Linked DNA regions of Homo sapiens: region 1 is linked to region 2. The links are chromatin contacts, found by Hi-C or POLR2A ChIA-PET in ENCODE. All regions are on one chromosome and are shown on one strand. The core of a region is the stretch at or near the end of the contact, and the rest is flanking DNA. Distances in the headings are between cores, read along the strand shown.

The links. A loop is a pair of places that touch in the nucleus more often than their neighbours do. ChIA-PET counts read pairs that join two places held with the same protein, here RNA polymerase II (POLR2A). Pooled maps may share reads with other maps.
Region 1: a map of sigmoid colon shows a loop between it and region 2 (2.2-fold over the local background). The contact joins the promoter of LPP-AS1 here to the enhancer-like site in region 2. A Hi-C loop is called at or near these places in 3 of 168 maps with a recorded cell type or tissue (adrenal gland, aorta and sigmoid colon) and 7 of 50 pooled maps. POLR2A ChIA-PET finds 5 or more read pairs at or near these places in 1 of 52 experiments (OCI-LY7).

What each region holds. Positions count from the first base shown.
Region 1 is chr3:188,565,171-188,570,618 of GRCh38, forward strand. LPP-AS1 (LPP antisense RNA 1) reads right to left here and starts at 3,496. Exons shown (of 2, transcript NR_046623.1): 1 at 3,205-3,496. All of the region lies in intron 6 of LPP (LIM domain containing preferred translocation partner in lipoma), which reads left to right.
Region 2 is chr3:188,050,496-188,056,401 of GRCh38, forward strand. No RefSeq gene overlaps it. Among named protein-coding and RNA genes, the nearest start is that of LINC01991, 77 kb to the left of the region's middle. RefSeq lists an enhancer at 1,700-2,672. Within about 2 kb of position 1,801, at least 21 of the 41 ENCODE cell types and tissues checked have a DNase peak (open chromatin) inside an H3K27ac peak, as active enhancers do; they include adrenal gland and sigmoid colon, where a contact is called at or near this core.

The DNA.
Region 1 (5,448 bases), core at 2,246-4,745, 520 kb after region 2:
TGCAGAATTACCTGTTACAAAACTGTGGCAATGTAGTTATTAAAACAAGCAACTTTTTGAGGGTTTTGCTTAAACAGAGTGGTTGGTGTGGTAGAGACAACATTGTATGTACTTCTCTATCACAGAGAGAAATTTATAAAGTCAAGGCAAACCAAATATCTGAGGCTGGGACTTCACCCCAGATGTTTGCAAGTAAACAAGTTGTGGACCTTAGAGATCCGCTCCTCTCACTTTCTGACTGCCTCTTGCTTTGGTCTGTAGACCAATGTTCCACTAGTATTTAGTTTTCATTCTGGTTTTAAAACGGTTTATCTGTAAACCTGTAATTTAAACTTCTGATAAGCAAAACTAACATAGTAATGAGCCCATTAGAAAGCAATCGTGAGATACTATTAGACTTTGATAACTTTCAAGAAGCTTTATTCTATTTTTGCCCATTCAAAGCTAACATTTTTGGCAGTTTTAAAACTGAACGGGGTTTTTGTTTTTTCCTAAATATGTTTGTCTGATGTATATTATATCTTATTATGGCAAAGAAACTTAAAGTACCAAATAGAATGAAGACATATTTGATATTAAAATAATGAAAAACATTCAATATTTGATAACTTCAGAGAGACTTTGACTAAGCTTCAAGGTTATTTTTATAAACATGTACTACTGGACAATGTATAGAAGTTTCTTAGCTCACAGATTTTCACTTTGGTAGATGAGGACTAATGTGTTTGCCAGAATGTGCACCTCTTCTCTATTTACCGTAAAGAGAGGTGTGGGTAGGAGATTGCACAGTGTCACTTAGGGCTTAGAGGTGAGGGATTTTGGAATAGCTTTTAGTTTAACCTGCGTGTGAGAAAAGAAGGTTTCATCGTGTGGTTAATAGGAATTTTCATATGATAGGAAAAGGATTAACAAGATTTAACTTTATATTCTCAATAACTTCCCAATTAACCAGTGTCTTTGATGAGGAAAAATTTGAAAATTATACAGTTGTGTTTCTTTTCAATCTTCCCTTGCACGATTACAAGACGATGGAAAAGTGCTTACACTTTGATTGCTGTTCCTAATAACCATGTTAGAATTTCACAGGTGATCTGGAATATCATATCTTGACTTTCATATGTGGGAGCAAGAGTCAGCAAACAACCTTTCTGTGCTTAGAGATGATTTTATACATAAAATAATATTGTTTTGAAAATGAACATTGATGGGAACTGTGTCATATTTTCTGTATCATATTTCATGTTAGCTTTATTAGTTAGCTCTCATTACCTCACCAAATAACTCAGATTTAAAAATATGTATCTTAACTGTGATCAGCCTAAGGACTCTATTCGATGATCAAGTCATAGTCAAATCACAGTCTCATCTCTTAATGTGTTCCTTTGATCCTCCTCCCAACTCTCCCTCCAACATTCATACCAAATCCTTGGATGTTTCTGCTTAGTTCAAAAAGCCATGTTCTCTCACTATGTAAATTATACCAAGAATACCACTAATCATATACGAGAAGCTAACAATCTATGCTTGAGTTGTGTGTTTTTTAATATCATGCTTTGGGATATGATGCCAAATTGGATCTCCAATTTGCCTTTAATTAGTCAGCAACACTTATTTAATGCCCACTAAGCTCAGAGCAAGGCTTGGAGGGTGGAGAAGGGGAGTAAGGAGATCGAAAAACAAATACACTATCATTTCCAGAATAGTTACAGTATCTTTATGCATACAGAAAACAGATAAATGAAAGGATTTAGAAAACTTAAAAGCAAAATCCAAATGAGTGCAAATTGGTCTGATACAAACTGAGCTATATAAATGCAAAGAGGATGCAAATTATAAAAACTTGAAGAGTTTAAAATTGCTATCTTTCTACTTTTATTTTCATAATACTTTGCCATGAGAATTCTTAGATCTCAGGACACCATACCCTTCAGTGAGGAAAGTTTACTGGTTCAATTGTATGATTTAGAGAAACAAACCTAATTCTTAGCATTTTATGGGCTTCTGAGAGATGACGCTGTAAAACTTTTTGAGTCTCTGTTAAACTTTTCTCGTCATTAAAGCTTTTATGTAACCTTGAACAAGTTCCTTAACCTCTCTGCGCCTCAACTTCCACATCATTAAAATGGGGATGATAATAGGACCCATCTCATAGGATTGTTAGGACTATTAAATGTATTATACTCTATTACTTGTATCCTATAAAATATCTTTCTCACAGTTTAATTTCTTGAAAATTGAAACACATCCTATGATTGATGTGGTAAGAAACCATTGTAACACATATTAAGTGACACCTGTTGGTTCTTTGTTAGTAGGTTAGTAGGGAAAAAAAAAGATGCAGTTTATAGTCAAAGCCGTGTGTAAAGTGTGTCTAAAGTGCTTAAAACAAAGCCTGTCATACAGTTGGTCTTATAGAATGATGCTGTTATCATCATTGCCTGAATACCATATTTGTGGTATGTAAAATATTTGTCTCCAATTTCACTGGCTTCTGTCCTATGAAGCAGATATACTTATAGTTCCTGGTCTTTGAGTAAATAGAGCCTAGAAGGATTATCAGATATTACACAACTGCCAAATAATGACTTACATCAAACCAAGAGTTTATTCCTCTTCTCATGCATATCAACACCTGTTTAATCTGATCATGTTTTCAAAAACCCACTAGTGATCTATTTATTTCTAGCTATAGCTTTCATCACCTGTATTTGGTGATTTGTTGCTGGCAGAGTCCATACTCATAACACTAAATCTGACTACTGTGATTACAACAGTCTTTCTAAGTTAGATACCACTAATGATATTGATTAGGGAGAAGGCATTCTTTGTGATCCTATTTGCACGATCTCGGGTAATTCACTTACTGGACCCAATTGTTAGTTGTGAAATGTGAATGTTGAAAGCAGTGAATCTTCCAGCTGCTTGATTTGTGATATCACTATCAATTTACCTACTGAGGAGCTTCATATAAATTGGTCATTTGTAGAAAGTAGTTCAGTGGCTGAGAATCTGGCATAATATTTTATTTTTATGAAATTTCAGTAAACATTATTGAGCAACTTGTAGGTTTCAGGCTCCACGATAGGGATGCAAGCATGTAAGACCTCTGTCCAGCAACTGAGAGGTAAAACTACAATGAGAAAGATAGACTGGTAATTCAGATTTATTTTTAAATAATAGCTTTTTGAGATATAATATACTTACCCTTCAATCCACTGACTCTGGTTTTAAAGGAGATGATTAATACATTCACTCAACCGATATTGAGCATCTGATATGTGCCAGAGACTTCCTATGTGCTAGGGTTATGGAGATTGACAATAGTTATACAAAACTGAGCCTGTCACAAAATGTGTATCGACAGACAGTCTTCCATTTGGTGCTATAGACCAGTACTCAGGGTCAGCAGAGGGTACTCTGGAAGCATATTCAGGGACAAAGCAAACCTAGTCTTGGAAGATCTGAGGAAGTTTCCTATGATCATGTCTGTCTCCTGCCATAACACCCTGAATGCATCCGATCTGAACTAAACTGAGGTCTGACAAACTTGTAGGAGTTTGCGAGGTGAGTGGCTTGGGGAAAGTAGAGAGGAAGAAGTTTTTCTGGAAGAGAAAAGAAAATATGCTGTGGCTCTGAGGTGAATCACATATAATGCACAATAGCTTAGTATTGTGATAACATTTGGGACTGTGTGGGCAGACAGTGGCTGCAGGGCCTGAAGGGTGGAGAGGGGGAACTTACGCTTCAGTAGGGGTGTATATGTCTTATTATGAGGTCACAATGAAGATTGAGGTCAGCTAGAGGATGTGACATTCGAGTTGGGTCACAAAGGATGTACAGGAGTTTTTCAAGGCTGACCACAGTCTAGGCAGAAGAAATTGCAATTGTGAAAGGAAGATTTGCGTGAAAGAATGGTGTTTTTGGCTGAGTGAGGAATTTGAAGTATCTGGAAAATGGAGTAAGTGGCACAGAGAAAGAAAACAGCCAAATAATAATAATAATAATAATAAATTGGTGAGGGTTCGGAGAGCCGCTTACAATTGGATTCGGTGCAATGCAATGACTTTATATGTTCTGTACCTTGTCCTTGTAGGCAGTTGCAGGCACTAGGGACAGGAGTCTGGGGGGAAGACAGGAGCATTGAAAGTTTGAGGAAAAAATGAGAAGCATGCTTTAGAAAGATAATCTGAATATACTTGAATTGGAGGGGCCCTGGATTGTGAATGAAAATTAGAAGTATGTCATCTGTATTGTGTAGGATAGTGCTTATCTACAAAGAATTTTATGTAGAATTCCCCATCAGATTAACCCTTTGCAGCAATAGCCAATTATTTCTGATATTAAAAATTATAATTAAATAAAAGATATGGATTGGTAACTAAACATTTATTGAGAAGTTACTGTATCACTTCCACAAATCAATTCACTTATTTTTCTTAGTAATCCAATGATGTAGCCTGTCATTTCTCCCATTTTTCAGCAGAGGAAATTGTGGCCCAGAAGGTTGTATGTAACTCATCGAGGCACTAAGTGGCAGAGGTCATGTTTCAGCCTCGGCCATCTGGCTCCAAAGCCTAAATGTATGAATTGGCCACTAAAGGCACAACTGAAAATACTAACAGTCCCTGTGTTAGTGAAGAGGGATATTTGGCAAAAAGTTTTTATTTTGCTTTTTTACAATTCAGTGATTTGTAATTTATTTACAGAGTCATGCAATCATTACCTCAATTTAATTTTAGAACATTTAAAAAGTCCATGCTCATTTGCTTCCCATTCTCACTCTAACCCTAGATAACCTCAAATCTACTTTAGTGGTAGTCAGTTTGTATGAATGGCAACTTCAGTTTAATGGCTTTTTTTTTTTTTGAGTAGTCACAATCTGATAGCCTTAATCACTAATTCAGGAGAATAACATTGTTTGACCATATCATTTCTAACTTCTGCATGCAATTAGTGTACTCTATTCATAATTTGATGCAGAGAAGGGTAAAAGTGACAGGCCTTGTGGCAGTCATTGGTCAAAGGCATATGAGTAAGACTGCCTGAGACCCTACCCTGGAGTTCTGTCTTGCAGGTAAGGCACATAGACAAACTATTAAGCAATATTGGAGAAAGAAATTATTGTAGAAATCCTGATGTTTTTGGTGAATGGCTTATGTTAAACTTCTCTCTCCTGGAAGTCATTGAATTGTTTTTAAAAACTTAGTATGTATGAAGCATTTGGAATGCTTGGCATTTTGAGAATAAAATCCACATCAATTTAAAATAAAATAAAACTCCCCATCCAGAATAGAGTAGTAATTGCAAGGCATAAAATAGCCCAGCTGTGGAGTGGCTTAAAGGACAATTGGTCTCAGGCAGAGAGTACCAGATAGGACACGCTACACAAAGGACTGTAATGTCTCAATTAGTGTACCTATTGGGTAGCACATATATCTGAAATGGCTT
Region 2 (5,906 bases), core at 551-3,050:
ACCTAGTCAAGAGCAATTTCTTTCACCTCAGACATCTCTGTTTTTCTTAGAGCTCATAACTTTCTTTTTTATTTCCTTTCTTTTCTTTCTTTCTTTCCTTCCTTTCTTCCTTCCTTCCTTTTTTCTTTCCTTTTTTTTTCTTTCTTTCCTTTTTTTTGACAAAGTCTCACTCTCTCCCCCAGGCTGGAGCACAGTGGCACAATCTCAGCTCACTACAACCTCTGCCTCCCAGGTTCAGGCAATTCTCCTGCCTCAGCCTCCTGAGTAGCTGGGAGTACAGGTGCCCGCCACCACGCCTGGCTAATTTTTGTATTTTTAGTAGAGACAGGTTTTCACCATGTTGGCTAGGCTGGTCTCAAACTCCTGACCTCAGGTGATCCACCCACCTCAGCCCCCCAAAGTGCTGGGATTACAGTCGTGAGCCACCACACCTGGCCATAACTTTCTTCTTTGTGTTTGGATTATTGTGTGCTCCTTGTAGCTTTGCTCTGGATGGTAAACTCCTTGGAAACGGAAGTTTCCTCTTGCTTTCCATGACTTACTTCTCCTTGTTGGGTTGAGCTGTATGTTTGGGACAGACTAACTTGAGGAACTAAGTCCATGATGACTAGAGGAGCACTGGTTAGCTGAAGGTCTGCCAAGCTTGCTGTAAAAATATTTCAGCTTTAGGTGAGGAGCTGCACTGGCCAACCTGCTTCCTTGTAGCTCCAGGGTTTCATGCACGGGGTCTATGAATAGCCAAAGCAAAAGGCCACACTAAGCATCTTTTCTGCTCCTATCCCCAATCTTGAGTTCAGAAAGATCTGCTAGGGATCAGTGCTTTAAATCATCTCTCCTCACTCCCTGTAGAAAAGCCCTCCTTCCAGGAGCTGACTAATGCTTACTGTCCTTTCCCAAGGAGCACTTTTTTTTTTTTTTTTTAGACAGATTGTTGCTCTGTCACCCAGGCTGGAGTGCAGTGGCGCGATCTGGGCTCACTGCAACCTCTGCCTCCCGAGTTCAAGCAATTCTCCTGCCTCAGCCTCCTGAGTAGCTGGGATTACAGGCACACACTACTACGCCCAACTAATTTTTGTATTTTTAGTAGAGACGGGGTTTCACCATGTTGGTCAGACTGGTCTCCAACTCCTGACCTCGTGATCCACCCTCCTTGGACTCCCAAAGTGCTGGGATTACAGGCGTGAGCCACCGCGCCCACCCCAAGGAGCACTTTCTGTTGCTTTCTGGGCAGGCTGTGTTTTTACCCTGTGCCCATCTCTCTCTCCCTGGCCCTCTGGTCTGCCCGGCACAGGTAAGGAGTCCGAGAGTCACCCTTCTCCTATGAGTATTCCGGTGGCTGCTGCTCTACCCTTGGGAGGTGGAAAAGGCACCAGCACAAGGCTTCCCCCGCCCACTCATCTCAGCTTCTTGCTTTCTGCACTGGGCCGTGTGGGGTGCTGGGAGTTTCGTGATCACAAGGAAAAGAGATGCGGGCGCCAGGCAGGGAAGGAGGACAAAGAGCAATCCCCTTATTCATGCATTCTTCAGGAAAAAGAGAGAATTTGACCTGAGCCTATTTTCCGAATAATTCGGCATCAAACAGCAATGAGGCCTGGGACTTTGCCAAGTCTTTGTTTTGTTTTGTTTTTTTCCTTTCCTCCAATCAGCCCAAGGCAATGGGGAGTGGGAGGGGGTGGAGGGGTGGGGGCTACACGCACACTGGGGCTGAGAGGGAATGCTGAGCCTGCAGAAGTGGCCCATTGACAGCTCCTGCTCACAGCAGAGGGGCGGGTGGCACCCCCAGCCTACCACCACAAGGGCAGCTCTGTCCTGTGGGCACAGGGCTCCATCCCAGCCCCACCGGCTGGGAGAGAACAACATTTCCTTATAAGGCCCCGACCGCTTTGCCAAGGCTGGATGGCTCCAACAGACTGTAGCTTTCCATTCTCCTCGTCAGCTCCAGTGCAGGCCTTGAATGTAGCCCTTGTTGTCAGGCTCCTCCTCTCCTCCACAGCCCCCACCTCACCTACTTCCACTCCCTGCCAGAGCTAGCCCCACTGGCGCAGGATAAACAGCCCAGAGGCCTCTCCCACGCAGGGCCTGCCTCGGTTCAGGCCTGCTGGAGGCAGCACAGGGTAGCAAAAGGAACGTGGGAGTCACAGTTTCGGCTGTCCCTGTGCGAAGGGAAGGCCCTTTTCCTCATCTGGAAGATGGGGCTCTAATGGCCATGGGGTCCAAATTCTTTGCATTGTATTCAAAGTCCTTCCCAGTTAAGCTGCAGGTTAACTTCACTGTTTAACTGCCTTTCCATACCTTGAAGGCCAGATTTCCCCTAGCTCTTCCTGTTTCCCCCAAACGCACCTTGCTCACACAGGCCTCCACTGCTTCGTGCACGTGTTTTTCTCTACCTAGGTATTTATCTGCCTAGGTCACTCATCCTGCAGGCCCCACGGTAGGTATGCCTTCCTCCCCTCCCCAGGAAAAAGGAATCATTGCTTTCACTTCGCTGCTCAACATTTGTTTGCACCTCTCTTACAGCTTTTCTGTTTTGCAATTGCAATGATTTCTTTACCTGCCTGTTTCCTCTATAAGATGATGAGCTCCTCCAGGCTCACATGCTCTCCTCTTTCTTTATGTCCATGAGCTCAACCCACAGTACCAGGCACATAATCCAGCTTCACAAAAGATTGCTGCACAAATGCCTGAGCACACAGTGTTGCGTAAGTTCAAAAGAGACAACTATAGTGCAAATACTTGTAAACTATAAAGTGCTGTTAACCCATGAAATGTAAAACTTTATCTTGCTACCCTCCACTCTAATTCTACTGTTTGTCACACTGTTACAGCCCTTTTCCCTGTCTGACCAGTTCTGTATCCAGAATTCCAGGCTCACTGCAACCCCTCAGGAGGTTAACATCTATCACTAAGCCATTACTCATCTTTAGAATCCCAGTGTTGGGGGCTAAAAGGTATGTATCCGAATGTTGCCATACTAGAGTCCACAGAGGCCCTACAGACATACAGTGGCTAAATGGAGAAGCTGTGAGTCCCACTTTTACTATTTATTCATGCTAGGTTCCCACAGCATTCTGGGGGGAAAAATCTGGTGGCTTTAAAAGTTTGAAGCCCACTGATTAATGCTGTCTCAACATATGACAGTTGAAACAACTGAGCCCCCTAAAAGAAAAGCAGCTTTCCCCACATCTCATGTGTTAGCCACAAACTCAAGACCATACCCGGGATCCCCTACTCTTGCTCACCACAGCCATTGCCCTGCTTAGGGCAGAGTGATGACGGATGCAACTGCGTATCTGTCAAGCCGAATGCTTATGGGTCAGGGATACCTCAAGTTCCAAATAAAGAATTTCAGTCTCTGCCAAAACAAATCTTTCTGAATTGGAGATTCTGCAAAAATATCAGGTTAGGGATTTGCAAGCTCAGCACGGTTAAGTACTATAGTAAGACTGTCCCTCTATTCTCCAGGATCCCAGCAACTGTTTCAAAGAGAAATCTCCTATCCCAAGATAAATTAGCCTGTTCTCCGTCCACATAGGGAAGTTTTTCAGAGATATGTTTGTAAAGCGAAACCCATAGTTGATCATGAACCATGTTCTAACACTATTTGCCACAGAGCCAAATTCAGGATATAAGATGGTTCTGCCTTGGGCTCCATCCAAAAGGCTTAAGTTACATGAATACTAAAAATACTTTATTATAATGAGATTTCTGTGTTAGATGCCTAAGGGCAGACTGTTCAGGAAGCAAAATGAAGCCTAAGTAATACTGGGCAAGGACATAGGAGATGAAGCTCTAGTACCAACTCTGATACTTACTGTGAAACTTAAAGCAAGTCTTTATCGGCCTCGATTTTCTCCACTACAAAATGGGAACGATGATACCTTCACATTCTTTTCCAAAGACAGTAAGAATTAGATCAACTGAGACCATGAAAGTGAAGGTACGTTATGACATCAACCAAAAAAATACTGTGCCTAAATAAGAGCTAGTTAATCATAGGCAGTGTTCCTCCCTTTGGGCTGTTCTTCTGGGTACAGAAGAGAAAAAGCTTCCCTCTCCAGCTTCCTGTAATGTTTGCTCCAAACCCTAGCTCCCTCATGGCCACTGGCAACCATACTATTGCTGATCACTTTCCAGGAAATCGAGAGGAGTTAGGGCACTCCTATTAGATTTGCTTCAAGACGCTGGAGAGCAGACAAAGGGAACCATTCTGTCACCCTGTATTCTCTTCCCCTTCCTTCCTAGGTACAAAGAGAAGGGATTTTCCACTTGCAGGCTCTGGGCAGGCTGAGTGAATTTGGGAAGTTGTTTCTCTTCACTGAGCCTCTATTCCCCATTATGTATAATGAAAAGGTGAAACAGAATGGTATTTAAGTTTAGGGGTGGCCACGAAATTTACTGTCAAAACAGGGACACTTTTAAGAATGAAAATATGAGGCCAGGAGCGGTGGCTCACACCTGTAATCCCAGCACTTTGGGAGGCCGAGGCAGGTGGATCACGAAATCAAGAGATCGAGACCATCCTGGCCAACATGGTGAAACCGCATCTCTACCAAAAATACAAAAATTAGCTGGGCGTGGAGGCACACGCCTGTAATCCCAGCTACTTGGGAGGCTGACACAGGAGAATCACTTGAAACCTGGAGGCAGAGGTTGCAGTGAGCCCAGATTGTGCCACTGCATTCCAGCCTGAAGACAGAAGTGAGACTCCATCTCAAAAAAAAAAAAAAAAAAAAAAAAAATTATAATTAAAAAGTATACCAGGATGACTACTGCAAATAGGACTGTCCCAGCCAAGCCAGGACATATGAACACCTTAGTAAGCCCCAAAGCCCCATTTCAAGCTGGGCTATTACTAGGAAAGCAAAACGACCTTGAGAAAAAGAAAGTTTAGTTTCTTCAGTATCACTTTAGCCACACTGAACTTGTGACTGGTTCTACATGTTGTTTTTACGTTTTTCTTAGTCGTTAAGGACACACGCAAAACTAAGTTACACATAACTTCATATGTCTGCGTATTACAAAGTATTTCTATATCCTTTGTCTTCTGCAACAGTCCTGGGAGGCAAACATGGGCAGGTGTTAATCTCACTTTAGAGATTAAAAAGAAAAAGGTTTAAAGGAAGTCAAGGACTTGCCCAGGGTCATGGATCAAAGAGAAACAGCCCTGTCTGGACTCGTGGGCCCATGCTTGTTCCATTGGACCATGTTAATAAGGGAAGCACTTAATTTGCAAATATAGCCCGGCTTTATGAAGGCCAACTTCCATCCAGAAAGTTACTTCTTCTTCCATGGCAATGATACTCAAAGTACAGGTGTTTTCTAGACATGCTGTGAATGTTGTCAGAATCAAAATGGAATCACTTGTGTTAAGAACCCTGAAAATAGAATTAAGAAAGGCCATGAAGAAACGGTTCTCATGCATGAATGCCTGATAACAAGAACTATCACAAAAGACTGCAAAAACTACAATCTTGCATAAATGTAATCTTACACACACACACACACACACACACACACATACACACACACACACAATATTTTTGCAAGGAATCTGCCCAGTAACTGCCTGTCTATCTTTAAACTGGCACCACCCTTTTTACTGATCTGTGTAGCCAAGAATACTACGGCATGCGTATTCCCATTGAAATACCCTATTTCTGAATAAACATTTTTTTTTCTTTTAGAGAGCCTCTCTCTGTTATCTAGGCGGACATCTTGAAACTTAAAGCTGGCCAAGGTCTTAAGAATCAACGAAATTTGCAAATGAGAAAACTAAAACCCAGAAAGAATATCTTGCCCAAGGTTATTCATCAAGACCAAGATTCAAGTGGGATTTAGATTCCCAAACCCCTCCTTTAGCAATCTTTCAATATTAGCTAACATAAATATACCTAGGAAAGTAAGCG